6 separate regions of the Homo sapiens genome follow, and all the other regions are linked to region 4. Evidence: chromatin loops called from intact Hi-C (ENCODE). Cell type or tissue: PC-3. All regions are shown on one strand.

Region 1 (5,000 bases), 83 kb after region 4:
CTGTTGACAAGTACAGTTACATAACAAGAAAAACAAGAATTATAATGAGTTTCAAATATGTATTTTTTATTCAGTAAGATTAGCAAATTATAGGATTGGTATTCCCCACTACATATAATGAAAATTCTTCTTTGTGAAGCTTTCATTATAAGCAAAAACATATTAATAAATAATGCATGTGGCAGTTTGGTAATAGGAAGAGTTTCTAGGTTATGGTAACCATTTATTTTTGTGATCATTTGAAGATAGTTTATTTCTCCTATATTATTAAAGATCCTTAGGGTTCAGTAAAGTATCTGTTGACCTGAGATTTCTGTCATTATCCTAATTTTTTTCAGGCCTTTTTTTCCTAAATGAGTGAAAACTTTTCTCCGTTTTAGCAGGATCGTGCTATCTAAACAAGCATCATTCAGGAATAGCCAAAACACAAAAAGAGGGAGAAGATGCTTCTTTATATAGCAAACGGTACAACCAAAGTATGGTTACAGCTGAACTTCAGCGGCTAGCTGAGAAGCAGGCAGCGAGACAGTATTCTCCATCCAGCCACATCAACCTCCTCACCCAACAGGTACGGATGGTCTGGGGTGTCCAAGAGCTCTTTGGACCTGAGGATAGAATTAATGACAGGGTACTTTGTCTTTCCCTGTCTTTACTATTCCCATATACTGATGCCTCTTGAATGAGTATTATTAATAGTTGGTTTCAAGCTAAATTATCAAGTTTTTCCTCTTCAAATTTAAAGAAAATAACTTTCTGTTACAGGCATTGTGAAGTAAGTCTGCTACTGGATATGATGTACCTATTTCATGGATAAACAGACTTGAATGTTCATCTGTAAATATAATTTTAAAGGATCTTTAAAAATAAGTTCTTTTCTTTGGTAAAATTTTCCAGTGAGTTCTAGTCTTATAAATCTTTTTACCAGAATTTTATAACATTACCCTTTAAAAAAATTTTTTTCTATACTGCCTCTTATTTCATGATCTCAGGATGTTTTATGGGTAACTGATTAATTTCATATTTCATTATACCCTTATCCAATATAATATCATTCTCCCCATTTTACAGATGGGGGAACCTGAGGCTGAAATAAGTGATGTGATCAAGGTCATTCAACAAGCTGGGTGGATAGAAATAAATAACAGGATATTGTCCTTATGCTATATAGATATTAACAATCTTGCAACACAGTGAAGGTAGATGACACTTTCAAGAGCTTTGTGAATTCTCTTTGTCCTTCTTGCTGGTTATCCCTATGGTGTTTAATTGAAGGAAAAGCCATATCTCTTATTCCTTAATGTTAAATGGCATCAAAGTCCTCCAAAGGAATTATCATAATTTAACTCCACAGTTATATTTTGCTATGTTGCTGATGTGCCAAATTCCTTAATTGGTAGTAACTCTGTAGTGATAATCAAGTCTCGAAAAAAGTGAAGCTGAAAATTACTTTAAGTACATGCTAAAAGTAGGCAACACACTGCTCCCTGGTGGTACCCTACTTATCTGTATAAAATTTAGGACCAAAACTAAAGCTAAGCCTCTCATGGAATTAGTTTTACTTCAGCCTCATCCCAGCGTGTGAAGCAGTAATTATTTTCTTTCTCAAATCCTTAGTTGTTTGAAGGGAGTAAATAAGAAGGCCTAATGTGAAATAGGAAGCAAAGAATATTATAAGAACAATGTTGATTCTTGGAGGGAGTTGGGTAGTTAGATTTTAGTGATAGAATTATGGGAAGAGGGAATAGGATACTAAGATATGATGGGAAGGAATTTTCAAATTAAATAAGTGGCTATGAGACGGGAAAGGCCAGTGCTCTGCTACACTTTTATCATTGGGTCACTAACTAGATTATATGTTTCCGGTTTATAAATGGGCAGCTAGAAGCACCAAGACATTGAGATTTTGTGATTGTAGTAAAAAAAAAAAAAAAATACCCAAAATAGCCAATATTAGTGCTTACCTATCTAGCTCCTATCGTTCACTAGACTGCAAAGCCTACAAAGTGAAAAGATCCTAATCCTGTAGGAATCCAAGGTGACTGTATCCTGATTGGGAAGTCATCCCCCTTCAGTTCATTTTTTTCGTCTATAAAGAACTTCAGTGCCAGCGAATTAAAAGTCCATTAGACTATGGTTTGTAGGGATCTGAACTTGCCATTAGATGTCAGTGTTAACTTTTAGAGTCTTGGTAATAGGGTGGTCAGTACTGAGGGAGGTGCTGTAGGATGTAATAAGCAGGATGGAGTAGTGGAGAAAGAGCTAGATTAGCCATCCAGAGACTTGCCACTGACTCCTGTGTGATCTTGAGCAGTTCACTCCATTGTTATTCTGACACTGACTCCTGTATGATCTTTGGCAGTTCATGCCACTGTTCTGTCACTGATTAGCTATGTGATCTTGGACAGTTCACTCTACTCTTCTGACACTGACTAGCTGTGTGATCTTGGGCAGTTCACCCCACTGTTCTCCTGCCACTGACTCCTGTGTGATATTGGGCAGTTAATTCCATTGTTCTGACACTGACTAGCTGTGTGATCTTGGACAGTTCATTCTACTCTTCTGACACTGACTAGCTGTGTGATCTTGGACAGTTCACTCTACTGTTCTCCTGCCACTGACTAGCTGTGTGATCTTGAGCAGTTCACTCAACTTCTCTTAACCTCAGGGTCTTCACTGATTGATGAGGAAAATACAACAGGGTCATGAGGATATTATGCAAAACCTCTAAATGCAATATATGTGGAAAATATTGTTATTTCAGCCATAAAAGGCTTTCAATAGTAAATGGCTTCTAATTTGGTTAGAAACAAGTTTTTAGATAAAGTGTACTTTTTAGTAGTTTTTCAAAAATTATTGTGGGTACATAGGTGTATATATTTATGGGGTACATACGATTTTTTTTATTTCAGTAGGTTTTTGGGGGAACAGGTGGTGTTTGGTTACATGGATAAGCTCTCTAGTGGTGATTTCCAAGATTTTGGTGCACCTATCACCCAAGTAGTGTACACTGTACCCAATGTGCAGTCTTTTATTCTTCACCCTCCTTCCACCCTTCCCCCCAAGTCCCCAAAGTCCATTATATAATCCTTGTACCTTTGTGTCCTCATAGCTTAGCTCCTACTTATAAGTGAGAACATATGATGTCTGGTTTTCCATTCCTGAGTTACTTCACTTAGAATAATGGTCTCCAGCTCCCTCCAGGTTGCTGCGAATACCATTATTTTGTTCCTTTTTATGGATGAGTAGTAGTCCATGGTGTATATATATACACACCACATTTTCTTTATCTACTCATTGATTGATAGACATTTGGGCTGGTTCCATATTTTTGCAATTGCAAATTGTGTTGCTATAAATATGCATGTGCAAGTATCTTTTTCATATAATGACTTCTTTTCCTCTGGGTAGATACCCAGTAGTGGGATTACTGGATCAAATGGTAGATCTACTTTTAGTTCTTTAAGGAATCTCCATAGTGTTTTCCATAATGGTTGTACTAGTTTACATTCCCACCAACAGTGTAAAAGTGTTCCCTTTTCACCTCTTCCATGCCAACATCTATTATTTTTTGACTTTTTAATTATAGCCATTCTTGCAGGAGTAAGGTAGTATTGCATTGTGGTTTTGATTTGCATTTCCCTGATAATAAGTGATGTTGAGCATTTTCTCATATGTTTGTTGGATATTTGTATATCTTCTTTTGAGAATTGTCTATTCATGTCCTTAGCCTTTTTGATGGAATTATTTTTTTCTTGCTGATTTGTTTGAGTTCCTTGTAGATTCTGGCTATTAGTCCTTTGTTGGATGCATAGTTTGTGAAGATTTTCTCCCACTGTGTGGGTTGTCTGTTTCCTTGCTGATTATTTCTTTTGCCTGCAGAAGCTTTTTAGTTTAATTAAATTCTATCTATTTATCTTTGTTTTTGTTGCATTTGCTTTTGGGGTCTTGGCCATGAAGTCTTTGCCTAAGCCAGTGTCTAGAAGGGTTTTTCTGATGTTATCTTCTAGAATTTTTATGGTTTCAGGTCTTAGATTTAAGTCTTTCATCTATCTTGAGTTGATTTTTGTGTAAGGTGAGAGATGAGGATCCAGTTTCATTCTTCTACATGTGGCTTGCCAGTTATGCTAGCACCATTTGTTGAATAGGGTGTCCTTTCCCCAGGTTATGTTTTTTGTTTGCTTTGTCAAAGATCAGTTGGCTGTTAAGTATTTGACTTTATTTCTGGGTTTTCTATTCTGTTCTATTGGTCTATGTGCCTATTTTTATACCAGTACCATGCTGTTTTGGTAACTATATCCTTTTAGTATAGTTTGAATTTGGGTAATGTGATGCCTCTAGATTTGTTCTTTTTGCTTAGTTGTGTTTTGGCTATGCAGGCTCTTTTTTGGTTCCATATGAATTTCAGGATTGTTTTTTCTAGTTCTGTGAAGAATGATGATGGTATTAAATTGCACTGAATTTGTAGATTGCTTTTGGCAGTGTGGTCATTTTCACAATATTGATTCTACCCATCCATGAGCATGGGATGTGTTTCCATTTGTTTGTGTCATCTGTGATTCCTTTCAGCAGTGTTTTGTAGTTTTCCTTGTAGAGGTCTTTCACGTCCTTGGTTAGGTATATCCGTAAGTATTTTATTTTATTTTTTGCAGCTGTTGTAAAAGGGGTTAAATTCTTGATGTGATTCTCAGCTTGGCGGCAGTTGGTGTATAGCAGTGCTACTGATTTGTGTACATTGATTTTGTATCCTGAAACTTTACTGAATTTATTTATTAGATCTAGGAGCTTTTTGGGTGAACCTTTATGGTTTTCTAGGTATATGATCATATTGGCAAACAGCAACAGTTTGACTTCCTCTTTAATGATTTGAATGCCCTTATTTCTCTTGTCTGATTGCTTTGGCTAGGACTTCCAGAACTATGTTGAATAGAAGTGGTGAAATGGGCATTCTTGTCTTGTTCCAGTTTTCAAGGGGAATATATTCAACTTTTCTACTTTTGGTA
Region 2 (5,000 bases), 200 kb after region 4:
AGCTTCAGGCATTTTCTATACTTCCCAATGAACATTTTACCTTCACAGCATTAGTAACTAAATCTGTTACAGTTATTTGTACAACTAGTAAGTAACTGCCAGGCACACCAACATTTGAACTGAAAATCATTTGCTTTCTGTATTACAAGTAGATTTAAAGCAGTTCTATCCTAGGGGTTCAGAAGGATATCCTACAAAAAGGAGATTAGGTTCCTAGTAGCAACATTTTTCTGTAAACCCACAAGAAAGAAGAACAACTCTCATAATAAGTCTAAAAGTTTACACCTCTCCCTGAGACCTGGGAAGCGTGTGCCTATGTAGGAATCCCTAAACCATCTTTGAAAGGTATTTAGCCCATCTGGTCCAGTTAATTCAATCCGTTAAACATGATATTGAGTCCAAGACTATAGCAGAAGTCTGTTTTCTAGTTCCTTAATTCTTCCTGTAAGTCTTGCCTGCCAGGCTTTCGGCTGTGTGACTGTTCTCTCGCAGTCTGAATGAGATAGTGATTCGTCCCAGGGCACTGTTGAAAAACAACTCAGAGTCCTTTCCTATAGATGGTGGCTTAATGGCATTCTTGGTATTATGAACATTAAATGAGATAGTGAATTGAAAGCTCTTAGCAGAGTACCTGGAGTACTCCATGAATGTGGTTTTTCCTTGACTTACCAACCTCAGGCTTTATATTAGTAGTTTGCTGTGGAAGGGAAGTTTTAGAGTCAGCAAATTTGGAAACTTGAGAAGGAAGCTGGAGTGAGAGCTCTTGGCCCAAAGCCAAAGTCGTTGGCCTTCCTTCTTTATAACTGTGGTGTTCTTCTTGAGTTCTGAGGTGGTGATGGTAAACTAAAATAGCAGAGAGCAACAGATTAGATAACTGACATTTCTCTCATGCTGATTTGATAATGTAAACTACCATTACTGTAGGAGTCTGAAGCCGCAGCAGCTGCCCTCATCCCTGCCCCTTAGCTTCTGCCTAAGCCTTTCCTGTTCTGGAGCCCAACCTCTCCCTCCTTTTATTTTTAAGCTCTTAGTAGTCTGCAATTGGTGGAAGGGACCTTACCACCTTTAGAAAATCAATGATGGATTTCATGTGCAAGCAGTGAGCAGTGTCCTTATTAAATGTTCGTTGTTTCTGGCCCTAGTAAAATGTACTATAGCTTTGTGCTTTTTGGATGGGGATGGGGCAACAGCACATCAGTGTGACTCTGACTGCCCACTTCGTTGGGTCCCTGAGACAACAAGAGAAAGGAACATTACTATATAGTAAACCCTGTGGAGCCAAAACCCTAAGGATCTAGATGTCACTTTAACTTTCAAGCAAAATTACTTGCCTGGCAGCTCTCAACAGAATGGCCTATTTTCATGATCAGATTCTTACTCTTTTCACCACGTGTTGTATAGTTTTTGGAGCTCCTGGGTGGATCTGGAGTACAGTCACATAAAACCCCTGATTGCTCCCCAGATTTTCTTTCCAGAGCCAGAGGGGTAAGAATTTGGGTTGATCACCCACTTTTACGCTGTTCAAAAGCAAAAGAGAGACTGTGAATTGGAATTTGACAGGAAGTGGGGTGGCGTTATCTGGGGGAACGGTGATCCCCTTAACCTAGTTTCAGATTTTACCTTGTGTCCTTTGGGCCAAAATCAAATGTAGTGTTAAGTAGAGATACTTTTTTCCATTTTTCAGGATCTTTGGATACTCCCCAAGTTATTTTCGCCACATCCAAACCCTTGCCCACACAATCTGAAGCCCTTGCTACAGTTATAGGACAGAGAAAATCAAAGTCGGTGAAGTCAGGGCCAATTTAAGGTAACGGTAAGAATAAGAGCATATTTTTATCATTTTCACTTGCTGACTTTATACTACAGCAAGAGACTTAGTGGCTACCAAAAGAAGTTCTAGCTTCTCAAAATGACAGTGAAGTTGGGGCTTTATAAACCAAAACTTAGAAGGATGCTCCCAAACTGGGTCAAAGTTGAGCTCCAAATAGTTTGCTCCTATAATGGTCTACCAGTAGGTGGCGCTGTGGCAGTAAGAACTTTCTCTACTATTACTAGAGGCTTTTGTTTAAAAATACGAGGATTTTAAGACAATTCAAATAAAGAAACTAAAACCATAATTGAGTTATCACAAAGTATAACATAATATATGGGAAAACATGATATTTGAAGGTAAAGTTGCAGTAGTTGCAAAAGAGAATGGATATTTATTATTAAGGCTTTTAGACTAGAATTTATAAACTGGACTTTCAGATTATGGGAGGCAGGGAGGGAACAAATTTTTTTTCAAATTTTGGTGAGGTTGATGAATTGTGTTTTTGCTGAGTTACTTAAATAAACATATGCTATAATTAGCAGCAAAACAAACTGTAAACCTCATCCTCCATCCAACCAAAAAAAGCTCATACACCGAAGGCATGGTCTAACTTGATTTTGTGAAGCTGTTTCCACACTTCACCAGCACTGCCGTCAGTATTTTGTTCCCAGCCATGGCCTTCAAAATTTTCCAGAAAATTCTGCGAAACTTCAAGGCTTTGATAATTCCTTTCCTCTTTGTTCTGCCCTACACACTGATGCATTAACGGCACACCTGCCATGAGGCTAATACTCTTCTTACCTCTGGGGGAATATTTATAAACTTATTTGAGAAACGTTATTCATCAGAATACCCCAGGAGTGCAAAAGAGAGAGGAAAATTATTTACCCACCACAGGATTCATTTACATTGGATCAGCAAGCTTCAAATATCTTTCCCTAGCCCATCTAAACTCTTCCCAGAAAGGAATGAGAAGAGAGAAGGGAACACCAAATCCATGGCTTGGTCATATACCAAAATTTACTGGAGAAACTGAAAACAACCAGAGTTCTTTTGGTAATTCTTAGCCAATGGCCCTTTAATTCTGATACTAAGCAGCCTGTCCAATGATGAACAACTAATAAAATATAGAAGACTAAAGCAAGAAGGTCAGTATTTCCCTTAGGAGACTGGCAGCCAGAAGAACAAATGTGACACCAAGCTCCAAACTAAACTGATGGCCTGCCAAGAAGTACTCATGTCCATCTGCTTCTAGGACTGTGATACTTGGACCTGCCACAGTTATAATATCACTTTCCTTGAACCTCATTCATTAGTATCCTTTACAATCCACCCTGAACATTACATGGCAAAATGGGACCATCAGCAAAAGAAGCCTTGGGAAAGAGCCCATTTCTCAACATTTTGATCTCTGTTGCAGATACAGCCATGCTGAGCCTGAGCTGTGTATAAGCGAGGGATGACTGATGCTGTGCTTTGTGATTAGCTGAGGCGATGAGACAGCATGTGTGTATGGACAAAGAGGACAGAGTGGATCAGAGGGTCTCAGAAGTCCAGCTCCTATGACACGACTGTCACTGCTGGGAAGCTGCAGAGTCAGGCCCACCAGCCTGGCATGTGGCCGATGGCAGTGGGCTGCATCTCTTGAGCAGAAGAATTAGGTTGTTTACAAAGTGAGGAGGCAGAACCCCACAGGCCTCAGCCCTCACCTGAAGCATGCTTTCTTTTTATTGCAAATGCAGTGCAGGCAGCAGAGGTCCCTTCAACCATAATCACGAACGAATGTCATCACCGGCCATGACAGTCCTAGAACCTCTTCATATGTGGGTTTAGAGAGGCAGTCAGGTTAGAGAATTTGAGTTGTGTTTGCATTACATGTTTTATAAAACTGAGAAAAACGTCAGTTGTCCTTATCAGAGTGGAGGGAGCTGTGCTGAAGGATATTAGGAGCAAAGCCTGTGTATGACCCCTGTATGCTGCCCAGGGCAAGTGTCATATTTAAATACCTACATTGTTCTTTGTTTTCTTAGATTCTGTATTTGTCTGTTCATCAGAGGGCTAATTATATTAACTATATTTTCTTATTTTCTGTATGTATATATATATTTTTTTAGACAGGGTCTTGCTCTGTTGCACAAGCTGGAGTGCAGTGGTGTGATCACGGCTCACTGCAACCTCCGCCTCCTGGGATCAAGCGATCCTCCCACCTCAGCCTCCTGAGTAGCTGTGACTACAGGCATGTGCCACAATGCACAGCTAATTTTTCATATTTTTAGTAGAGATGGGGTTTTGCCATATTGCCCAGGCTGGTCTCGAACCCCTAAGCTCAAGCAATCCACCTGCCTTGGCCTCCCAAAGTGCTGGTATTACAGGCGTGAACCACCACACCTGGCCATTTTCTGTATTCTTAGTGCCCTGGCATTTGGGATCCTTGCAGGCCCAGGCGAGAGAGTGCCTTTCACAGGGCTAGTTAATTCCTAAACGTAGTAACAACTTGTCCATGAGCACATCTTTTATATGCAAACCAACCAGTCCTGAGTATCTACACCCAACCTCCTTATCAAACTTTCACACACCAACCCAAAATTTCCCCTGCCCTAAAATCGTCTCAGGGCCAGGTACCAGGCAACTAGATACCATCCCTATACCCTGAAGCCCCCTGGAATTATCTAAACTAGCCAATCCAGCCAATCCAAAGCTGTTTAATTGCCCTGCCTTGCCTTTCCTATGGAAGCCCCAGCAAAGGTTCTGACCTAGGCTTTTCCCCCCACTGCTGTCTTCTGCCTCCAGACTGACACTGGTGCATTCACTGTGACCCTGCTTAGTGTGCAGTGACCCCCTCTCTGGGAGCTGTCAGAATAAACGATACCTTCCTTCGGAGCCTTGTTTTTGTTTTCCTCCTGTGGCCACACCAACTTTGACATACCGTATCCAACATGTACATTCTTAGAACAAACATTAAGAGGATAAATATCTTTAACTTGCGATACAAGGAACCAGGAAGAACCATGAATTAGGTTTACATCACCCAGTTCTAAGCAACTGGGCATAGCACTTCATCCGTAGCCTGTGTTACACAAGTGATGTTTTAACAGTATGTGTTTTGCTGGCATTGACCTGGCTGTAGCCACACAAGAAGGATGTGGATCCCTCTACATGGCAGAATCACCTGGCTGTCAGCCATTGA
Region 3 (5,000 bases), 680 kb after region 4:
CGCCTTCTTGGCCATTTGGCTTCTATGAGGCCGTTGTCCCTGCTCCTGAGTACCTCAACCTGCACTATGGAGGTGATTAGAGGGAGGTCATCAGGGAACTGACCTCTCTGAATTTCCATGTCCCTTCTTGTGATGCTTCATGGCGACTCCCAGACCTGAAGCCTGCTCACCTACAGACCATGCTCATCTGTGCGTTACTTTAGAATCCATCAATGCTTCTGTTATTTCCTCTCTCATTTCCTTTTTTGTATATGTATCGTGGAACGAAGAAGCAGCTCTGCTTCACCTAATATTCCAGGGTCCCATAGCTGTCTGTATTTTTTTTCCATCTCAATATTCTTATTCATGTTCTTACTCATAGTTTCTTTTCCTCAGGAAAAAAAAAAAAAAACAACCAAACCTCAAAGCTTTGGATTATTAATTGATTATTAACTGATTTTACAAACAAATCATTCCACCCCCAAGGAATGCAAGCAAGACTCTGGCTGTGCTGCTTAGGTTGAGATCTGCTTTCCCCCTCAATCGGTGAGAAATTTTATATCTTCAATTCCCTTGTTGGACCCTGAGTAAAAAATTAATTCATGAATAATAAAAACCAATCAGTCTTGTTGAGTTTAAGAAGGATTAGGAGAAAGGGTGTTTTTTCTTACAGAGAACATTTGGAATCTGTGTGTCACTGTCACCGAGTGTTTGGGGGTGGCTTGAGCGATGCCTTTATTCATGGCAAATGAGCTGTTGATTATCCTGAGTATAACACATCTTCCTCAGTTGTTAAGGCCAGCTTACTGCTGACTGTTACGGGGTTCCTACCCACTGCTCTCCCACCATCCCGTACTCCAAGCCAGTGATAATTCACTGAAATTAAGACAGTTTCCTGTGTAAGTGGCATATAACCAAATAGCAACTGACCTGGCCTTTGCATTATGAATAAGCCCATTTGTTGATGGGATGGAGTCCTTCTTGGTTTCCCTCCCCTTTCTTTCTCAGGAAGTAATTGACCAGAAATTTACATGCTTTTCCCAGAACTACAGAAATTAGATGTGTAGATTCTCTTTTCAGTTTCCACTAATAGTATCTACCTCCCAGGGTTGTTTTGAAGATTTAGTCAGAGGACAAGCACCAGGCATATAGTAGGTGTGCATTAAATGTCCAGTGTTATTAATTTTTTGATGTTATCTTTGGGGCATTACTTTTTATTCCTTTGACATAATCTCACAATTATAGTCTTCCCTACAGTGAGACTGGGGTGCTTGAACTGACTACTTTGTTTAATGTGATCAATATGGCTCGCGTGTCAATATGTAACACAAGGGGATTAAAGAAGGAATTACAGTTTGGGATGGAGAGGATGAATAGGAAATTTTCCTCTGAACGAATCCCTATATTTTCAGTAGGGCTGTCCAGTAAAATACAGGATACCCAGTTAAATGTGAATTTTACATAAATGTGAGTATCTTTTTTTGTATAAGTAAATCCTATGCAATGCTTGTTAAATCTGGCAACCCTATCTACCCATGACTGTTTTTCTTAAAATAGTCTGATAAGAAACACATTGCTCTTATTTTTTTTCTGCTTTTGACCAAGCCCGAAAGATTAATTCTAGGTTCGGTTTTTTAATTTTTTTTTTTTTTTTTTTTGCGACAGAGTCTCACTCTGTCACCCAGTCTGGAGTGCAGTGACACGATCTCGGCTCACTGTAACCTCTGCCTCCCGGGTTCAAGCGATTCTCCTGCCTCAGCCTCCTGAGTAGCTGGGACTACAGGTGTGTGCCACCACACCTGGGTACTAATTATTTTGTATTTTTAGTAGAGACGGGGTTTCACCATGTTGGCCAGGTTGGTCTCAAACTCCTGACTTCAGGTGATCTGCCTGCCTCTGCCTCCAAATGACCATCTTTAACATTTTACCAATATGAATGTGTTAGGCTGGCCGTGCCCTTAGATATGGCAGTGGGTAAGTTCCCTCGACCAGATATATTGATAGAGTTACAATTAAGTAAATAAATCTGCTGAATGAGGTCTCCTAACAGCACCCAGGGCTACTGAATTTTGCCTTAGGGAGGAACAGGGTAAGTCAAGTCTTTTTGGGAACCTGTCTGTGCCTGATGTTTCCCTGACAAACGGGTTGGGGTGCTGGACTGCCAGAACCTGAGACCCCAGAAACTGGAAGTTACCCTTGCCCCACCCTGGAGGCCAAAGCAGCAGCTCTCCCTACCTCCCCACACAAGGACAGGAGGCTGACCCTTGTGAGGGTCTCCCAGGAGGCTGAGGGGAAGCAGCCCAAATCAGTGTTAGGTGGTGGATCAGGGAGGGTTAGGACTCCAAACCTGAAGCAGAGCTAGTTGAGAGCATGGATGAACCGGGTCTCGCCAACAGGGTACCAGCGGACCCCAGCTTCCCCTCATTCACCTCTCAGAACAGCACAGTCGCACAGCCTTGGTAAACACAACCATTGTTTTAAGCCTGATGCCCTCACAGCCCCGGGTACGGGGAATGGAAGAGCTCTAGAGCCCCCTACAGGCACTCACTGGCACTGCACCCCATGGGTGACAGTTCTGCAACAGAGCCTTCCCTTGGTGGGGTGTATGGAGAATCCCAGGGGGTGAGCCTTCAGAAGCTCAGGGGTGAGCTCAGGACCCTGGCTTTAGAAAGCAGCTCTGGTTTTCACCTTTCCGAGCCCTGCTCCATGCAATTTAGCACTGCAGCTGCCTTGTAGTGTGGTATTCCTCCCAAGCCCCACCATGCATGCATGCACACCTACACACCACACACTCACTGCCTCCGTGGCTTGCCTGACCTCCAGACGGGCTGGAAAGTGCTCAGGTCTGATTCAGTTTGAGGAATGACCTCCAGCTGCTGAATATGCAGAAGCCGTGCAGCCAGCACCATTTTCAGAGCCAGATACTGGTGTTCAGATGCTCTTCTCCAAGCCACCTAATTCTCTGGGGAATCATTTTAGGATTTGATGTAAGAAAAGTGTCTGAGGGGGGATAGGAGAGCTAAATATAAAGTGTAAGGCCAGAGATGGGCGATTGTAATAGTAATAGTTGTAGTAATTGACATTTATTGAGCATTTACTGTGTGTCAGGCTTTGTCCTAAGAATATTTCATGTATGAAATCATCACTTCCTCACAACAATCCTAGGAAGTAGGTATTATTATCATCCCCCATTTCACAGGTAAAGAAACTGAGGTACAGAGACGTTAAGTCATTTGCCCAAGGTCACACAGCTGACAAAGCTGGGATTTGCACAGAGGCTGTCTGGGTGTGTGCCTGCACTCCTCACCCCGATGTTATGTGTCGCTCATTGCATCTAGAATTTCAGCTTTCTTTCATTCTTTTTTTTTTTTTTTTTTTTTGAGATGGAGTCTCACTCTGTGGCCCAGGCTGGAGTGCAGTGGCGCAATCTCGGCTCACTGCGCGCTCTGCCTCCCAGGTTCACGCCGTTCTCCTGCCTCGGCCTCCCAAGTAGCTGGGACTATAGGCGCCTGCCACCATGCCTGGCTAATTTTTTGTATTTTTAGTAGAGAAGGGGCTTCACTGTTCATCCTGTTAGCCAGGATGGTTCTGATCTCCTGACCTCGTGATCCATCTGCCTCAGCCTCCCAAAGTGCTGGGATTACAGGCGTGAGCCACTGCACCCGGCCTAGAATTTCAGCTTTCTAACTCCTGCCTTCAGAACACCTTGTGTAGATCTAACACTTGGGCAAAGTTTAAGGTGGTGGTGGAGGGGGAAAAGACCAAGACCCATGTCTTGGTTCTGAAAAAAATAAGGTGGAAGAATTGCTGCACAGAGTCAGACCTCTCATCCCCCAGGTCAGCTTCCATCCTTGTCCTCGGCACAGGAGAAAGCTGTAGGAAGGAACTTTTGGTCTTCCTGACATCATCGTCCAAGGGCCCATGCCCAGCCTCTGGAGGCCACTCAGTGGTTTGACCCCCTCCATGCCTCTCCTAGAGTCTATCATAAACATATTTTGAAGCCGACTTCCCTCTTCTCAGCTTGCATTTTCTCCTGTTCCTTGCCTTCCCATCATTCTCTTATCGCCCATTCTCCAACAGCTCCCAAGTCTGAGTCTCAGTGCCCTACCTTGGTGCCCGTCTTGGATTCCCGCAGGCACCACACAGCAGCACGTGCAAAATCAAAGACAGCATCACACTCTAAACCTGCTTATCCTCATGTCTCTTTAGGCAGGCACCCCCCACCAAGCCAAGATATGGAGCGTATCTTCAGTTCTTCCCTCCTGCTCTTCATTGTTGAGTCCCCTCCTACATCTGGAAAACTTTTACCTATGTATACACCTCAGATCTAGTCATTCTTGTATTGCTTCCCCCAACCCTGGTCTGCTTAGCAAACTTCTATTTATCCTTTAAAACCCTGCTCAGGTATCCCCCTCTGTGTGGAGGCATCCCTGACTTCTCCCTGGGGGAATTAGTCTTTCTCCTTGCAGCTGTTCTCTGTCTCATGCCCCTGACTGGTTTACAATCTGTTGGATTTGAATATTTGCTTATTTTTTCTCCTAGATCATGAGGTCCTAGAGTCCAAGGTCATCTCTGTGTCCCCAGTGACACAGAGTGGGTGTTTAATAAATGTTGGTTGAGCTAACCTGAGGGGATTGGAAGTAGTTAAAGGGGAGCCCTTGGGGGAAAAGAGGCAGAAAGAAGGGCCTGGGAAGAGGTAACCAGGAGAGCACTGGTTCTGCCACATTTTTGCCCTGGTTGAGCCATGGAGGCAGCTCTGGCTTGGGGAGCATTATATCCTTCTGGGAGGCAATGCAGTGTTGGGGTTAAGAGGGAAAACCCTAGCTCCAGACTAACTGAATTGAAATCCTGGTCCCAATGGTGTGCTGGAACCAGCTCAAACCAGCTCAGGAGAGCTCACTGTTAAATATTCAGCAGTTTTGTGGGCTGATGGTCAAACACAATCATTATTAAAAATTAAATGGTATAAACTTATAATTAAATACATTGTATTAAAAACAAAGGTAATAGATACCACTCCT
Region 4 (5,000 bases):
ACAGGTGCTTTGACAGATATTATTGTACTCTGACAACTATTATTTTAGAATGGTCTTTTAATGATTTTAGAGACTTAGTTTTTTTCACATGTATCCTATGACTTGAAATCAGTGAGAGCAGACTAACCAAACCTCGCTGGTGGAGCTCTGTGTTCCGTTCGCCTCTAGGTGGCAGTCACAGCATTTATAAGTCCTGTCATATTCTTAACTGAGATTTTGAGTTTGAGCCCTGGGAACATTGGAGACTACCAAAACTCCCTAGTTCTGGCCTCTTCCTTGAAAATTGAGAAAGGGAAGAACTGAAACATCTCGCAGTTATTAGATAAAGGGCTGGACCAGGCATCTGAACATGAGCTGACTACTAGCTCTAATCAGGTTTTTATAGGAAAGAAATTGTCGATAATATTTGTAGACACACGTGCTCTCACGTTTTGAAGTATCACTATACAAAATTAGGTATAAAAGCCTATTCCTGGCCAGGCGTGGTGGCTCACACCTGTAATCCTAGCACTTTGGGAGGCCGAGACGGGAGGATTGCCTGAGGCCAGGAGTTCAAGACCAGTTTGGGCAACATTGTGAGACCCCATCTCATTAAAAAAAAAAAAAAAAAAAAAAAAAAAGACCAAGAAAAAGCCTATTCCCTATATTATTTAAAACAAAATGATGGTAAAATACAGTCCTGACTTCTCAGATATGCAAGGTTCTGAGGATTTTCAGCTTTATAATTTGAGACTTCTGAGCTTTCTCTCTTTTGTGTTATGAGTTTCATCATTCTCCTTCCTCTGCTCATCCTCACCTTCACTTCTCTCCTGTGTCAAGTTTTAGAAACTGATTATGTCCTGCCAAAAATTGGACTTTGGGAATAGAGAAAAGAGATGGAGGTTGTGCTTCACTGTTTCTCAAGGACATCATAGCAATATGTTTTGCTTAATATTCCAAAGATATTTTCACCTACAATATTAACAGCCCTCTCTATGGGTAAAATTTGGCATAATTTTAAGACCTTTCTGGTTCAGAGCACAACATGAGAACAACAGTACCAATGTTTATTATAGAATTTACTACAAATATGCAAGTGCTTTGGCTACTGGTTGTGTGTTGGAAGTCAGAATCTACTGAATTAAGTATAACCCTTTTGCTTCCAGCAGAAACAAAAAAATTTATACACACACACACACACACACACACACACACACACACACAATGGATGTTTTTTCACAGAATAATTAGAAAAACAGCTTTTAAAAAACTCAGACCAAGTAGAACCAGAAAGCCACATGAATTTTCAGGGCTTTGGTTAGGTTTACCTGAAAGTGTAGGTGAATATAAAAGCTTTATCAAAGCTTTACAAAAGCATAACGCATGGCAATATGATGCACTGTTTGCGGGAGTCCTGCGAGGGCACATTGTTCCGTGCAGTAATTTCAATGTGCCTAAGTTCTTGTGTCTTCACTAATTATGTATCTTGACATTCACTTGCTTTGTTGTAACCCTCAGAGTCTGTTCAACTATGTCGATAGTCTGTAGCATCTCCAGATCTGCAGCTTTTAGTTATCTTGGGCCACATGTAATTTATGTAGACATAACTGAAGATCATCAGTTTGGGATGAGATTATTGGGTTACGTTGAGGCTCAACAAGAAAAACCATAATCTTTCCTAAAGAGACGGAACAGGAGGCAAATACAATTCATTTCCTTCTTTAGAAATGAATTCCCTTACACCCTATCACTTCTGTTTTGGACCTCAAATTAATACTAGGCGACAGAAAGATTAAATTCATTTCACAAGACAGTTTTGTGATATAAGTTATTTTGTGTAAAATTTTTTAACACAAAATTAAATTCGTGAAAACCCTAGTTTCTGTATAGATGAGTGTTTTCAGTTGTCCTTATTGTTTTATTAACATAAGAAGTGGGAGAGCTCTCACTGTTTTCTCATGTGTGGGTATAGTATTGAAGAAGTGTTGCAATTGTCCCCCTGGTATTTGGGTGCAGCTTTTTGTGATTCCCACAGTAGCCCTCAGAGGTCCCCTGTGCTTTTGAATTTTACTTGCGTGTTGCTGTTTTGCACCACCAGGGGACACTCAGTTTCCACAGAGGGGTGCTATGCTCTACCAAAATGGTGCAGATTCTTTTTCCTGTCAGGGGTGGACTCCAAAAAGATTTTGTCCTGGATTTTACAGCTTTAGGTGGATCCAGTATTGGGTTTAGATGAGTTGACAGAGCCCTTTCTGAGATGAAGCTAATAGCCAGATTTTCACTGAAACAGGAAAAATAAAAATTTCAAAAAAATTAAAACAAAATGGAGTTAAAAACTAAATATGTTGCCAGAGACCCAAAGATAGGCAGCTCTAGCAACTTGGGGGGCATGCAAGTATCCATCCAGGGAGCTGAGTTCCACCCATGCGGCGGAGGTGGGAAGAGAGGATTCTGGGAAGGTCCCGGTTGGAATGGCCTTTTTTCTGCCTCAGCCATATTATTCAGTGGAAATTCAGAAAAGACCCCAAAACATTTGTAGTGCCTTTCCCTTTCTCCCCACCCCCAGTTCCTTCTTCAGTAGCCTTCCTTGCTAATTAACACTGGCTCTGCAGGGATATTTACCTTTTCTCTGCTGGATTCCTGTGGTTTTGAAAGAATTCAGGTACTTGCTGGTTGCCAAGGAATTCAGATTACCTCACAGGCTGCACACTGTCCAGAATCTGCCACAGCAGCAAGTAGGGGGGAAGAGACACCAACAAGGGGGAGAAAACCCTTTCCAGTGCTCATTGTCACCCTCCCTGGCAGGCCCTTGCTGTTTGTGAAGTTTGAGTCATTTCTGGCTCTAAAGACAAGGGATCAGGCTGGTAATCCCCTCCCAGACGGCTCTGTAGGGCGCTGCCTAGTCACTGCAGCGCTTTGGCAGTCTCCCGGCTGCAGCTGGTTGACAGCAGATCAGAGAGCTCTTGGGCCTCTTGTTCTCTTCCATAAGATTTTTCTGGGTCAGGCCAGGATGAAACCCAGTGGCTCCTGGCAAGGCTGCCTGAGGTGCTGTCTCTTCATTGTCCAGGCCTCTCTGACTCAAAATGCCTACACCTGTTGAAGGATAACTCATGTGCCACAGCGAGGTCGAGGCTGGCCTTCTCTTTTCTTGGTACATTTGTAGTGAATGTTTGTCAGAAAATATAACTACCAAAGAGGATGTTAAGCTTCTACATCTAGAATGCCTGTGACTCTGACCATAAGAAGATATTGGTATCAAAAAAAAGTTTTTAAGAAAACAGCAGGACAAAAAAAAAAAAAAAGAACATGTGGGGTCATATTCTTAGAAGAACAAACTGGTTTTTGAATAGGGGAAGAGAGTTTAAAAGATCCCACTAACTCTCTGCTTTCCTTCTTGTTTTGGTTCCATATTGGTAAAGATCTTGGAGCAAGCAACTCCAGTGCAGTTTCAGTTAATGTTTGCCAAGTCCCTACCATATGCCAAACATTGAAATCTTTTCTCCACACAGACATTCAGACTTTTAGACAAATTATCTTGATTCTCTTGATCAAATTATCTTGATCACTATCTTGATTCTCAGTGAGAAACATTAGAAAGCGAAAAGGAAATGTAACTTGTGATTTAAAAATTTATTGTCAAAATAAAGATATTGTCCAAAACAATTCATATTTGTTTTCATTGTGGTTAAAAAGGGGGGAGGGGGCGGCAAATAGTTCTATATTCATCAATAGGCTGCAAAATAGTACCTAGGGTTTCAAATTTAACAAAGAAAGTAGGAACTCTCCCACCTTTTGTTAGCTTAAAGGTCAAAGCCTTAAAGGTCTGTCGTGAGAACTTTCCTAAATCTTGATCTCATTAAGAGGGAGATACAAGACTGACTCCATCGTGTAAATTTTGGTCTACATTAGGATAAGTGTGGTCATGTAGTCATGTGCTTTATAACAATGGGCAAGGAAGGACCACATATACTATGGTATCCCATAAGATTGTAATGGAGCTGAAAAATTTCTGTCGCCTAGTGACATTGTAACATCATAACACAATGTATTACTTTTTCTATGTTTAGATACACAAATACTTACCATTGTGTTCCAGTTGCCTACAGTATTCAGTATAGTACAATGCTGTACAGGTTTGTAGCCTACAAGCAAGAAGCTGTATTATCTATCCTAGGTGTGTAGTAGGCTATACCATCCAGGTTTGTGTAAATACGCTCTATGATGTTCACACAACGATGAAATTGGCCTATCAATGCATTTCTCAGAGCATATCCCCATTGTTAAGTGACGAATGGTTGTATGTGCAAACTTGGTCCTGGGGTACCTAGTAAATAGTGCTCTTTTAGGTTATTGTTAATAGAGAAATGGTGTTGAAACTTCAGACCTAGAGAAGATGAAATTTGATAATATGTGATGGTCTAAATCAAAGGTCACTAACATAAATGCTCACAAGTACATTCACTGAAGGAAGAGTGGAGACTGGAGAATGGAGAGTACATGTCTCATCTAAAGGCATTTACTATTTAGTGCCAGCAGCTGATACTGGTATTGCCAGATCTGGTTTGTTAAGTGAGGCTTGAACATGTAGATTTTTACTGTGAAACAAAGCACTTTTTTACACTTTTAATTTTGAAACCGTTTTGAACTTATAGAGTTGTCAGAGCTGTAAGAATTATATGAAAAATTACCTTTTACCCTATGTCTAGAGATCTCATTCCAATTCTGCCAATTGTCCTAAGATTTTTTTTTTTTTTAATTACAAAAGGATCCAATCAAGGATCACATGTTGTATTTAGCCGTCGGGTCTCCGTAGTCTCCTTCAGTCTGAAACAGTTCCTTAGTCTTTCTTTGACTTTCATGATCTCAGCATTTTTGAAGATTACAGGCCAGTCATTTTGTGGATTGTCCCTCAGTTTGGGCTTGTCTGATATTTTCTCATGAAGAGACCTAGGTAATGCATTTGGGGCCAGAATACCACAAAAGTGATACTAATTCTTGTCATTGCATTATATGTGATGGCA
Region 5 (5,000 bases), 110 kb after region 4:
AGTCAGGTTATTTCCCTCGCTTTATTTCTAGGTAACAAACCTGAATTTGGCAACTGGCATCATAAACAGAAGCAGTGCTTCAGCTCCCCCAACCCTCCGACCCATCATCAGTCCTAGTGGCCCGACATGGTCTACACAGTCAGACCCCCAAGCTCCCGAGAATCACTCCAGCTCTCCTGGAAGCAGGTATGTGAAGGGCCCTGCAACTAGCATTTGGGTTACTCAGGGATGGCCTGTGTCCCAAGCAAGCCATTCCCACCTTGAGTTCTGTATGGAGATAGCACTAAGGCATATGCCCTTTCTCCACCTGCCTCGATCCTCTGGCACCTGACTAAGAGAGCCTCATTTTATTTGTAAGACAGTTTTCAAGCATATCAAATGAAAAGGACATTTCTGAGATAGTTAAGAAAATCACCTTAGGGTAAAAGAGCAAGAATTTACACTATGTTTAAACCTTGCTTATAGTCATCATTTTTATGTGCCAACTTTTTGCACTTTGTCCTTGTCTCTTAGTTTTTTTTTTAATACCTTGTGTTGTTTATAGTTTTTTTTATACTACATTGTGTTTCAGTAACTGTAGACTCTGTTCTTTTGAAGGACATATTTGTTTCTTATTTTTTTATCTAGTTTCATATAACTGAACTCAAACAACCTCGCTGAACAATGCTCATTTGGGAAGTGGGAAGGAAATTTCCTTTATGTAGTTGAGAGATGTGGCTAAAGATAAAATCCACGTAGCTTCTGGCAATAATGTAAGCAGCTTCCAAATTAAAAAAGAAACCACTGTATTGAATTCTGGTCTTGCTGTGTGTTTTAATTACCCCTGTATTAAAAAAAAAAAAAAAAAGAAATGGATTCCCAGCACATCTTGCTTTAGTGCCTATTAAATATGGATTAAATTGCATCAGTCCCTGAGTCGAATGCGCTAGAGAGAAATGTGACTGTTACAGTGAAGTATTTTGACCAGCTGAGATATTGTTCCCTCCAACCAAAGAAGTTTTACCACAGGTGCCCGACCAAGCCCTCACGCCCCATGCCAGTACTTCCAGCCTCTGCCTTTTAGTATGCTGCTTTGCCCTGAGATTCAGAGGGGGTACTGAAGACTTGGACATGGAGGAAATACCTAGTTGTTGGTAAAGTATCTATTGGTGTTAGAATTATTACTTAAGGAACTAATTTGGGAAGCAGAAGCTCTGCCCAGGAAGCAGCATAGATATAAGCACATTACATCATCCTGCGGTACGGTGTCTTTCATACCGGTGATCATTGTGGTCGGGGCGAAAAGAATCATCTTAACTGAGAATTATAAAGAACCGAAGACCAAGACGCAGGACTTTTTAAAGCAGAGCATCCTCCACACAGTTCTCTCCCCAGGAGAAGTCTGCTGTAAAACATCAGTCATAAACAAGAAATTCTGTTTATACCATAGAGCTTTATTTTCCATAAAAAAATTTCCAGATATTCCATTTTCATTTTAAATTCAGAGCCTTGTTTTTATGGAAGACATTTTCACTGCAATTTTGGATATAATGTCTGTATGACAAGGCTACAGGCATTGCTCCTACTGTAAACAAAATGTTAAAACCACACATTTTGGAGAAATTGAGTTTTAGCACTTTTTATACTTGTAGATGGAATGAGGGAAAACATTTTTAATAACAATTGTGGCTGGGTTTAGAGCTTTCTTTTGGTAGCGCCTGTTAGTAGTGAGATGAAAGATGATGAGTTCGGTTAAGGATGTGCCAGGACCTAAGGTTCAGTACTGTGAGTGGCCTTCTCCCAGCCAGACTGCCCACGAGGCTGCGATAATGCTCATGGTGCATTACACGATTTACTTCTGACCCATTCCAGCCAAAAAGCAATCCCCACAAAGTCCCCTGGTCTTTTCCTTTTCTTTTTACCCACAGCAGCCTTCTCTTTACCTCCTCTTCAAACACAAGAGCCAGTTTTCAAGTCCCATTTCAGTTCAGGGTAGCCCTGGGACATTTTCCTCTACCCCCAGGTGACCTCTGGTTGCCAGCACTGCCTGCAACCTGAGCTTGAGAGTCCCAGTTCCACATGGAATTCCCAGAGGCACCCAACCTAAAGGAGCCCTGAGTGAATTCTCAGAGGTCTTTCCAGACTTGGCTGTGATATAGGCCGCAGCCAGACCTGCAGCATACAACCTGCACAGCCCAATGTCCTGGTTTCCATTTATACCTGGTAAGTCACTGTTTTGTGGATATTTAGTCTCTTGTTGTTCCTCCTTTAGTCGTAAGGATGACTAAGTTTAATGAATACAGGATTTGTAGCTTAGAGATCTGAGTTTTATTACTGGTTTGACATTAAGTGACCCTAAGCTATTCATTTAATCTTTTTATTGGGTAAGCATACTTACATATGAAGTGGCCTGTTTTGAGAGCTTTTAGATTGCCTTTAAAGCACTTTGATCTCCCTGGAAGTAGGTGCTAGGTAAATAAAAGTTACTCTCAATAGTTTTTCTACAGTAGCAACAGTGGATTCCAGTTTAGTTCTGATAATTCACTAAACTAGGGGCTGCCTTGTAAACTGTAATAAAATGTAAAGAGAATCCCATTGCTAGCTGTACTTTTCATCTCTGCATGTCAGAGAATTCACTGACTTGGTAGCCACAGGAATGAAAACTGGTGACTCACAAGAACTCTGCAAATGGTGTTATTTTTCATTTCCCTATGGTGTTGCTATTGTTCCCAATTTTATGGATCACACAAGTTTTCATCAAACGACCTTGTTCTCCCGCTGTTTTGACATCACCCCAAATGTAGCCTCAGGGTTGTCGTCTCCCATTGGGTCAGTGTAAGCTCAGCCCAGCGCCTCAAATCCCTTGGTTCCTTTGGTCTGTCTGGAGTCCTATTCAGGCTTTGTTGTGGGAGAAGAAGGCAAAGAGCCCACGACTTGCCCAGACAGTCTGAGGCCTGGCCATGTAGCTTGCAGTTCCCTAGACACTCTGGAGTTGGACTTGGCCAGCCATCCCTCTGTTGTTACTTTTCAGAGGTAATAAGTGAGATTAATTGCAGGCCATTCTCCGGAAGAGAAAGTAGTTAGAGCCAAATACAGTCACATGTTTAGAAGCCTGAGGTGTGCCTCCAAGCAAGGCCGACTTAGAATTATACAGTAGGGACTCCAGGATGCAGGTACCAAGTGTTTATGACCTCTCTCTTCCTTAAAGTGATGTTTTCAGTTTCTAGGTGCTGATACGTGGGTGTGTTAACTTTTCTTTAGCCAATGAGAAAGATTAGATTTTTCAAGCTGCCTTTTAATTATCCATTTTTGGGGTACATGGGAAGTCATTAGGAGCTGAAAGTTGATGTGCAGAGCCATCTCATCATTACTGCCAGCCTTCCATGGAATTGGACTGCATCAGGGAGGATTTTCTAGGTGTGGAGCACTCAGTGGGTTCTTAGTGCGTTTTTCTTTGTGAGACATGGAAGGGTTACTGTAAAGTCTTGGCTGCTGCTTGGAATGATTTGGGAAGAACAGGGCCTCAGACAGCTTGGCAGGAACCTGAGGCCCTGTTTTTTTCCAGTCCAGCCCTTCCTTGTGGATCGAGCTGTCAGGGAATCCCACGAATGTCTGGCTCCTGCCCCTTTGTATGTTTTTCCAGCATTTGTCATTGAATTATTTTTATCCACCTCTGGCTTTTTCACACATGCATCCTGGGCATTTGTCTGTTCCTCGATATGAAAGATGGGAGAATTTGCAGAAAGAGCACAGCTGTGAGTTTGTTCCTACTTTTTTGTGATAGGACAAGACATTGTGGGCATGGGCTGCTCCACCTGGCCAGCTCCCATTGTCTAGAGAACATCTGTATGAACTTGAAATGCCACCGAGGAGTGGGAAATCTTGAGAAGTTGGAACCATTTTCGATGTCACCCTGTCCTTCTGCCCTCTTATTCAACAATAGATTATAAATAGCTTGGTATTCTGCTTTGCGTAATTTTAAGGTACACATTTTTCAGAGATTCTGATTCTAGTTTAGTTAATAATACTTTCCTCCCTTCTTTTAGATTATTCTTAGAAATGTTGCTGGAGATTCAGGTCTCTAACTTCTCATCTTTTCATTCTCAGTCAGTCCTCAGAAATACTGAATTTGTTAATTTCCTTTAAAAATATGTCTTATGCATTTTCTATATGTCAGGCATTGTGTTAGTTGCTGGGGAGGAGCAGTAAATAAAACAGAATGGTTCCCAATCTCAAAATTTACTCTCTAGGGTATATCTTCCATGTTCTCAGCACAGTATTGGGTGCTGGGTAGGGCCTAAAAGACTTTTGAAGACATAATGTTTGATCACTAAGAGGCTACTGTCTGGCAGGGAAAGGGAGTGTATACACATGAAACAATCAGAGCAGTGGCAGGGGGCATATGACAAAGATCTGAATTTTATGGGATAGACAATTTGAAGAAAGGGTGTCAAGAAGGGCATGTAAGGAGTCAGTCCTGTCCCGGATGAACCTTGAGGGTCGTATGCTCAGTGAAGCCAGCCAGTCACAAAAGGACAAATCCATTCATACGAAACATCTAAAGTAGTCAAAATCATAGAAACAGAAAGTAGAAAGGTGGTTGCCAAGGGCTGGGGGAAGAGGGGAGGGGGAATTAGTGTTTAATGGGTATAGAGTTTCAGCTGTGAAAGATGAAAATGTTCTAGAAATCTGTTGCAGAATGATGTGAATGCACTTAACACTCCTGAACTATACATGTAAAAATGGTTAAGATGGTACATTTAAAATTATGTGTTTTTTTTTTTTTTTTAAACAAAGAAGAGTATGTAAGGATTTAAGAGAGCTCCATAGTTCCACAAAAATTACTTAGTGGCCAAATGGCAAGGTTTTGTTTTTATCCTCTGCCTCTGTTATAAGGGAATTATTCTGAACATAGTCCTTTAAATACTTCTCTTTCTTGAAAAGCATGTTACCTTTATAGGAAATGGGCCCAGCAATTTCTGTTAGGAAGATGGCATAGTATGGTGGGAAGAGAAGGGACT
Region 6 (5,000 bases), 120 kb after region 4:
AGGATCCAACACACCACAATGTGAAAAACAAAAACAAAAACAAAAATTGTGGCCTGATTTCCAAAGTGAGCACCTGCATCTGGGTCCAGTCCACCTTACCACTTGCATTCTTCTTCATAAGTTCAGTGTCAGCCAAGTCAACAGATCAAAAGTAAGCCTATTATTGTACAACATGGTGACTATAATTAATAACAATGTATTATATACTTGAAAATCACTAAGAGAGTAGATTTTAACTCTTCTCAGCACACACAAAAATATGTAAGGTAAAGCATGTGTTAATTAGCTCAATTTAGCCATCCCACAATGTATAACATATTCCAAAACATCATGGTGTATACCATAAATATATACAGTTTTTATTTTTTCATTAAAATAATTAATGAAACATGAAAGATAATATTTTGGAACACAAATATATAAGCCTTGTATATTTTCCCATCACCACATCCTCACTTATGCCATTCTGTAGCACTTATTCTATTTGTTTACTGTTTACTTTCTATCACTCTTTCACTTAAGTGTATGTTGTCTTATTCATTATTGTATCCCAGTGCCTTGGTAAGCAGTAGGAACTTATTGATGTACAAATATTGAGTAAAAGCATGAGTGAATGGATATCCTGTTCTCACACAGGGCTCAGTTTATTGCAGTCTTCCTGCAACCTTCCCTGATGTCCCAAGCAGATCTTATTAGGATTTCTCATCCTTAATGCCTTTCATCTATTGGAATCATGCTCCTGAGAGATATAATTCACCATGATGTCCAGTATGGTAGCCACGAGCCACATGTGTATATTTAAGTTTTAATTAAAATTAAATAAAATGAAAATTTCAGTTTCTCAGTCATAAAAGCCACAAGTCAAAAGCTCAAAACGAGCTTACGTGGCTCATGACTACCATATTGGACAGCTCAGGACTGGATAGTTGACCCAGAAGATGTAATAAAGACTCAAACTTGGTTAGTGAAATAAAAAGTAAAAAGGAATGAGTTTCTAAGAAAGGTACATTGTTGATATCCTCTTAGGATCTTCTGTAGGTCTTGAGCTTCTTTTGTTTAGATCTGGAGATTTACTACAGATGCTGTTCTTGAACTAATTTGTGGTCCTGGAAGGGGAATATTCTAATGCCTTGGGAATCTCACAAGATCAGAGCTTCAGTGTAACTAGTATTTAACCTATCAGAGCTAGGCCAACTGAGAGGAAGGGGTTTTTAAAGCAGATCCCAGCATTATCTTTTTATTTTCTGAGATGTGTCCATGGCTAGATGTTGGGGGAGTCTTGCTTCTCTACCCTCCCTCTACTGCCCACAGCCACCGCCACCCCCACCTGCCTGGCTGGAGGTTCTGACATGGCTTCTAGAGCTGCTGTAACTCTGGGGAACAGAGCCAAACATGCGGAAGTGGTTACGTGTACTAGCTCCCAGGGAAGCCGTGGCTAGCAGGGGGAGTGGGTGGGGTCCTGCCTGATGGCTTTTCAGAGACGCCAAATCTTTGAAGTTTTGTTTTAGCAGCTGCCAGGTATGCTGTTTCAGCACTTTGCAGACTCTCCCTGTGTTCCCATATCACATTTTTTCTTTACTGTGTGTGCATAGTATACACAATGGAGCTTGGCTGTTGGGAGGGCAAATATAAAATTGTGGAGTAAGGAACTAAACACAACCCTTTTGGCTTTTGGCTTTTGCTTTTTACTATGACTCTGATATGAAATAGCCACTTTAATGCCCTGTTTTCAGCTCTGTCCGTTTCTGATCACTTGCCAACGGAGGGGTAGAGTCCTCTTCTGTTTTGGGAACATAGTACAGTTTGAAAAACTGGAGGTCCTACATTTCTGTGATAGATTGGGGTGTCACTCTTGAGGCTAGAACTTCTCCCTTTTTACGAAAGAACAGATGACACACACCCCCACCCCCACAGCAAGTAACCCGGATACTGCTGGTCTCAGAGTAAACTTCTTGCTCACCATTGGCTCCTTGGCATTGAGCACAATGTCAACAATAAATATTTGTTAAATGATTGCACTTGCAGCTGCTATGCTGGAGGAGAAGGGCTGGGGAGGTAGAATACACCTTTAAGGCCCAGCCTCTGTGCTTTCCCTGCCTTCTTAGTAATCCCTTTCTCCTATCCAGTCTACAGTCACCTGAAGCCTTTCCCAATTGCCCCCAAATTTGCTGCTTCCTCTGAACTCCACTCTCGGAGTTTAGTGTATGTTCTTTTGTGTAGTTAACTGTCTTTTCTTTCTTTCCTGAGATGTAAGCTACATTTTATTTCTGGACCAGGAATGGGAAGACCTAGGTGCCAGCCACAGGTCCACCTGACTTGGGGCAAATCATTTGACAAAACCAAAGCCTAATTTTGCTATGTGGAAAGTGATGCCTGGATTGTCATGGGAATTCGATGAGATCCCATATGTGAACGTGCTTTGTAAACTGTAAAGTATTACACATGATTGGGTCTTTTCAGTACTAATAACACTCATCACTATAAAATAGTAATGTTTGTTTCTGCTGCCGATGTACAAAGACTAATCTCTCCCAGAATTGAGGTAAATCACCAGTTTAGTCTCACGTTACTCAGTTAGTTTGGCACAGGTTTAAAGCATTAAACGGTCCATTCCAGGCACTGTCTGTCATCGCTTCTCTTTCAGTCTGCAAGCTCCTCCTTTTGGAGCTGTGGGGTGGTTGTTTTCTTAAGTCTCCCTTCTTCTCCTATCAGGCCCAGGCTGAGCTCTCTCTTTTAACCACCTCTGTTCTTAGGGCAGCAGGCTTGTCCATCCAGTTCCCAGTTTCAGCGGGAATTGCTGTACTGGTGGGCCAGTCTCCTCAGCGTGGCCACCTGCCTCCCGCAGCTCTGCCCATCAGGAACACCAGGTGCCTTCATCATTCTCCTCAGCCAAGCCCCATGCCCTTATCAGCACCTCTCAGCCTCACTTCCTGCGTTCCTCTCCCTGTGCTTATTTTTCTGCCAGGCCATCCCCTAGCCTCCTCCCTCTTTCATATCATTTCATCCTGCATTTTCTTTCGTTCTCTGAGTTCTGACCTTTCATCCAGAAAGGCTGTTTCATATTTCAAGACTCTGCTGTTCGGTACATCTTCACCCTCCTGTCACCCAGTCCCCAGCATCTGAAGGCAGCTCCTTCTCAGAGAAGAATAGGATAAATAAGTGCTGCCACATTTTGGGACTATCATATGGCCTGAGAAGCTCCCAATTTTTTTTATTTTAAAATATCGAAGATCTTCCATGTAAGTGTTATGACCTAATGTTTGAAAGCATGTAGTTAAGAGGCAGACCAATTTGGATTCCTTCTTTTTTTAGCCACTCACTAGCTATTTTGCCTAGGGCAAGTTCTTTGAACTTAATATTCTTATCTCTAAAATAGAGAATAAATGCCTACTTCCTAGGGATGTTCTCAGGAGCAAATGAAAACTAAATGGCATAAGAAAAGCACTTTTACTATATATAATGCCTGCCATAGAGTACGTGCCCAGTAAGTGGGAATCCATGTAAACATTTCTATGTCATCTACCCTTACCCATACCCATACATTAGAAATGTTAAAAATGGAGACCCAGAGAAATGAAGTAGAGTGTGCAAATTCTCATGCTTACCTAGTGATAAAGTAAGGAGTGGAATCCAGGGCTTCTAGTTCTCTGCCTGATAAATTTTCCATTTGATCTCTCTGACTCCTCAAAGGGTTATTTGTTTGAGTTTCCTTTCTTTAGGTGAAGTATGCTATTATCCCAGATAGAGGCATGTTCATTTATTCATTCATTTTTCATTCAACAGACATTACATGACCAAAATGTTACCAGGCTCTGAGTGTACAAAGACCAGTAATGATGAACTCACTGTCTCAATGGTTAGTCCAGTAGGGAAGAAATCATCACTGTGAAGAATAAGTCACAGTACAAAAAACATGCTAGTAAAAGGCATGTGGGGCCTAGAGGAACAAGCTAAATCAGAGGAAAACCAGGATTGATTTTGCAGAGAGTGAATTATTGGTTTTTTACTAGATGAAAATGGCGGAGATTTGTGCAAAGGCAGGGAGGTATGGAAGAGCATACCTGAAGTGCAGTGTTGTGGGAGCATCACATTCAAGTAGGGGAGTATGTGGTTGAGGATAAAGTGGGAAAGTTGAAAAGTTAAAGTGCTTGGTATGCCATGTTAAAGGGATTTTATCCCATTGTCAGCCCTTTTAATCAGTGTGAAATGAAGAAATCAAGGGAGTTTTTAAAAAACATTTCTGCATCTTTATACCTATGTTTTCATGTTTTCACTGTCTTTCCCCTTCCCTTTCCCATTCTTATTTGGCAAACACTTTTTACCATTGTGGATCTAGCCCAGTTCTACCCCTTACTCTGTATATTTTTTACTCCCTGCCATCCCAGGCAGTCTAAATACATACCTATGCCCAAAATTCACAGACCGGACTTCTACCTGGGCAGTTCTTTAGCCTACTACAAGAAGTCACACACCATCATTTAAAAAGAACTTTTTTATTCTGTAGATGGATTAGGTCAGGACTTTTTCCTTTAACAAGAACCACAATTCAGCATGCTTACCATCATTAGAACTTGCGCTTTGGGCTGGGCACAGTGGCTCACACCTGTAATCCCAGCACTTAAGGAAGCTGAGGCAGGAGAATCACTTGAGCCCAGGAGTTTGAGACCAGCCTGGGCAGTATAGTGAGACCCTCATCTCTACAAAAAATTTCAAATATTAGCCGGGCATGGTAGCATGTGCCTGTAGTTCCAGCTACTCAGGAGGCTGAGGTGGGAGGATTGCTTGAGCCCAGGAGGTTGAGGCTGCAGTGAATCATGATTGTGTCACTTAACTCCAACCTGGGCAACAGAGTGAGACCCTGTCTCCAAACAAACAAACAAACAAACAAACAAAACAATTTGAGCTTTGACTTCCTCTAGTAAGGTACCCTAGCACTCAGCTGGCCAAAAACCTGCTATGGCAGCAGTTGTCATTCTTCATGTCTTTGCAACACACTTCCA

What was found. Hi-C counts contacts between places; a loop is a spot of excess contacts. Peaks named below come from ENCODE experiments on the same cell type or tissue, not always from the same donor. Only the 100,000 strongest peaks of a DNase experiment are listed, where the experiment ranks them.
Region 1: it touches region 4 in a loop (11-fold over the local background); 54 of 110 quality-filtered maps call a loop at or near these places.
Region 2: it touches region 4 in a loop (2.4-fold over the local background); 55 of 110 quality-filtered maps call a loop at or near these places.
Region 3: a loop joins it to region 4, with 25 times the contacts of the local background. A loop is called at or near these places in 21 of 110 quality-filtered maps.
Region 5: it touches region 4 in a loop (10-fold over the local background); 2 of 110 quality-filtered maps call a loop at or near these places.
Region 6: it touches region 4 in a loop (12-fold over the local background); 2 of 110 quality-filtered maps call a loop at or near these places.

The regions. Positions count from the first base shown.
Region 1 is chr14:75,792,533-75,797,532 of GRCh38, forward strand. TTLL5 (tubulin tyrosine ligase like 5) reads left to right here. Exons shown (of 32, transcript NM_015072.5): 27 at 384-568. Among named protein-coding and RNA genes, the nearest start is that of TTLL5, 130 kb to the left of the region's middle. In PC-3, CTCF peaks have their summits at 1,477 (motif pointing left) and 2,158 (motif pointing right); a DNase peak (open chromatin) is centred at 2,189.
Region 2 is chr14:75,904,871-75,909,870 of GRCh38, forward strand. All of the region lies in intron 31 of TTLL5 (tubulin tyrosine ligase like 5), which reads left to right. Among named protein-coding and RNA genes, the nearest start is that of TGFB3, 75 kb to the right of the region's middle. In PC-3, CTCF peaks have their summits at 2,006 (motif pointing right) and 2,206; a DNase peak (open chromatin) is centred at 2,021.
Region 3 is chr14:76,384,838-76,389,837 of GRCh38, forward strand. The region is part of intron 1 of ESRRB (estrogen related receptor beta); the gene reads left to right. Among named protein-coding and RNA genes, the nearest start is that of ESRRB, 11 kb to the left of the region's middle. RefSeq lists an enhancer at 1,664-2,164 and a silencer at 2,364-2,463. In PC-3, CTCF peaks have their summits at 2,526 (motif pointing left) and 2,727; a DNase peak (open chromatin) is centred at 2,484; H3K27me3 peaks cover 3,271 bases.
Region 4 is chr14:75,709,236-75,714,235 of GRCh38, forward strand. The region is part of intron 9 of TTLL5 (tubulin tyrosine ligase like 5); the gene reads left to right. Among named protein-coding and RNA genes, the nearest start is that of TTLL5, 50 kb to the left of the region's middle. RefSeq lists an enhancer at 2,644-2,753. In PC-3, CTCF peaks have their summits at 152 (motif pointing right), 2,079 (motif pointing right) and 2,280; DNase peaks (open chromatin) are centred at 176, 2,086 and 2,756; H3K4me3 peaks cover 494 bases; H3K27ac peaks cover 1,518 bases.
Region 5 is chr14:75,819,976-75,824,975 of GRCh38, forward strand. It overlaps TTLL5 (tubulin tyrosine ligase like 5), which reads left to right. Exons shown (of 32, transcript NM_015072.5): 28 at 32-186. Among named protein-coding and RNA genes, the nearest start is that of TGFB3, 160 kb to the right of the region's middle. In PC-3, no CTCF peak of the experiment used is centred here; DNase peaks (open chromatin) are centred at 2,256 and 2,636; H3K4me3 peaks cover 544 bases; H3K27ac peaks cover 3,379 bases.
Region 6 is chr14:75,830,203-75,835,202 of GRCh38, forward strand. All of the region lies in intron 28 of TTLL5 (tubulin tyrosine ligase like 5), which reads left to right. Among named protein-coding and RNA genes, the nearest start is that of TGFB3, 150 kb to the right of the region's middle. In PC-3, a CTCF peak has its summit at 2,723; DNase peaks (open chromatin) are centred at 1,409, 1,989 and 2,609; H3K4me3 peaks cover 2,201 bases; H3K27ac peaks cover 3,606 bases.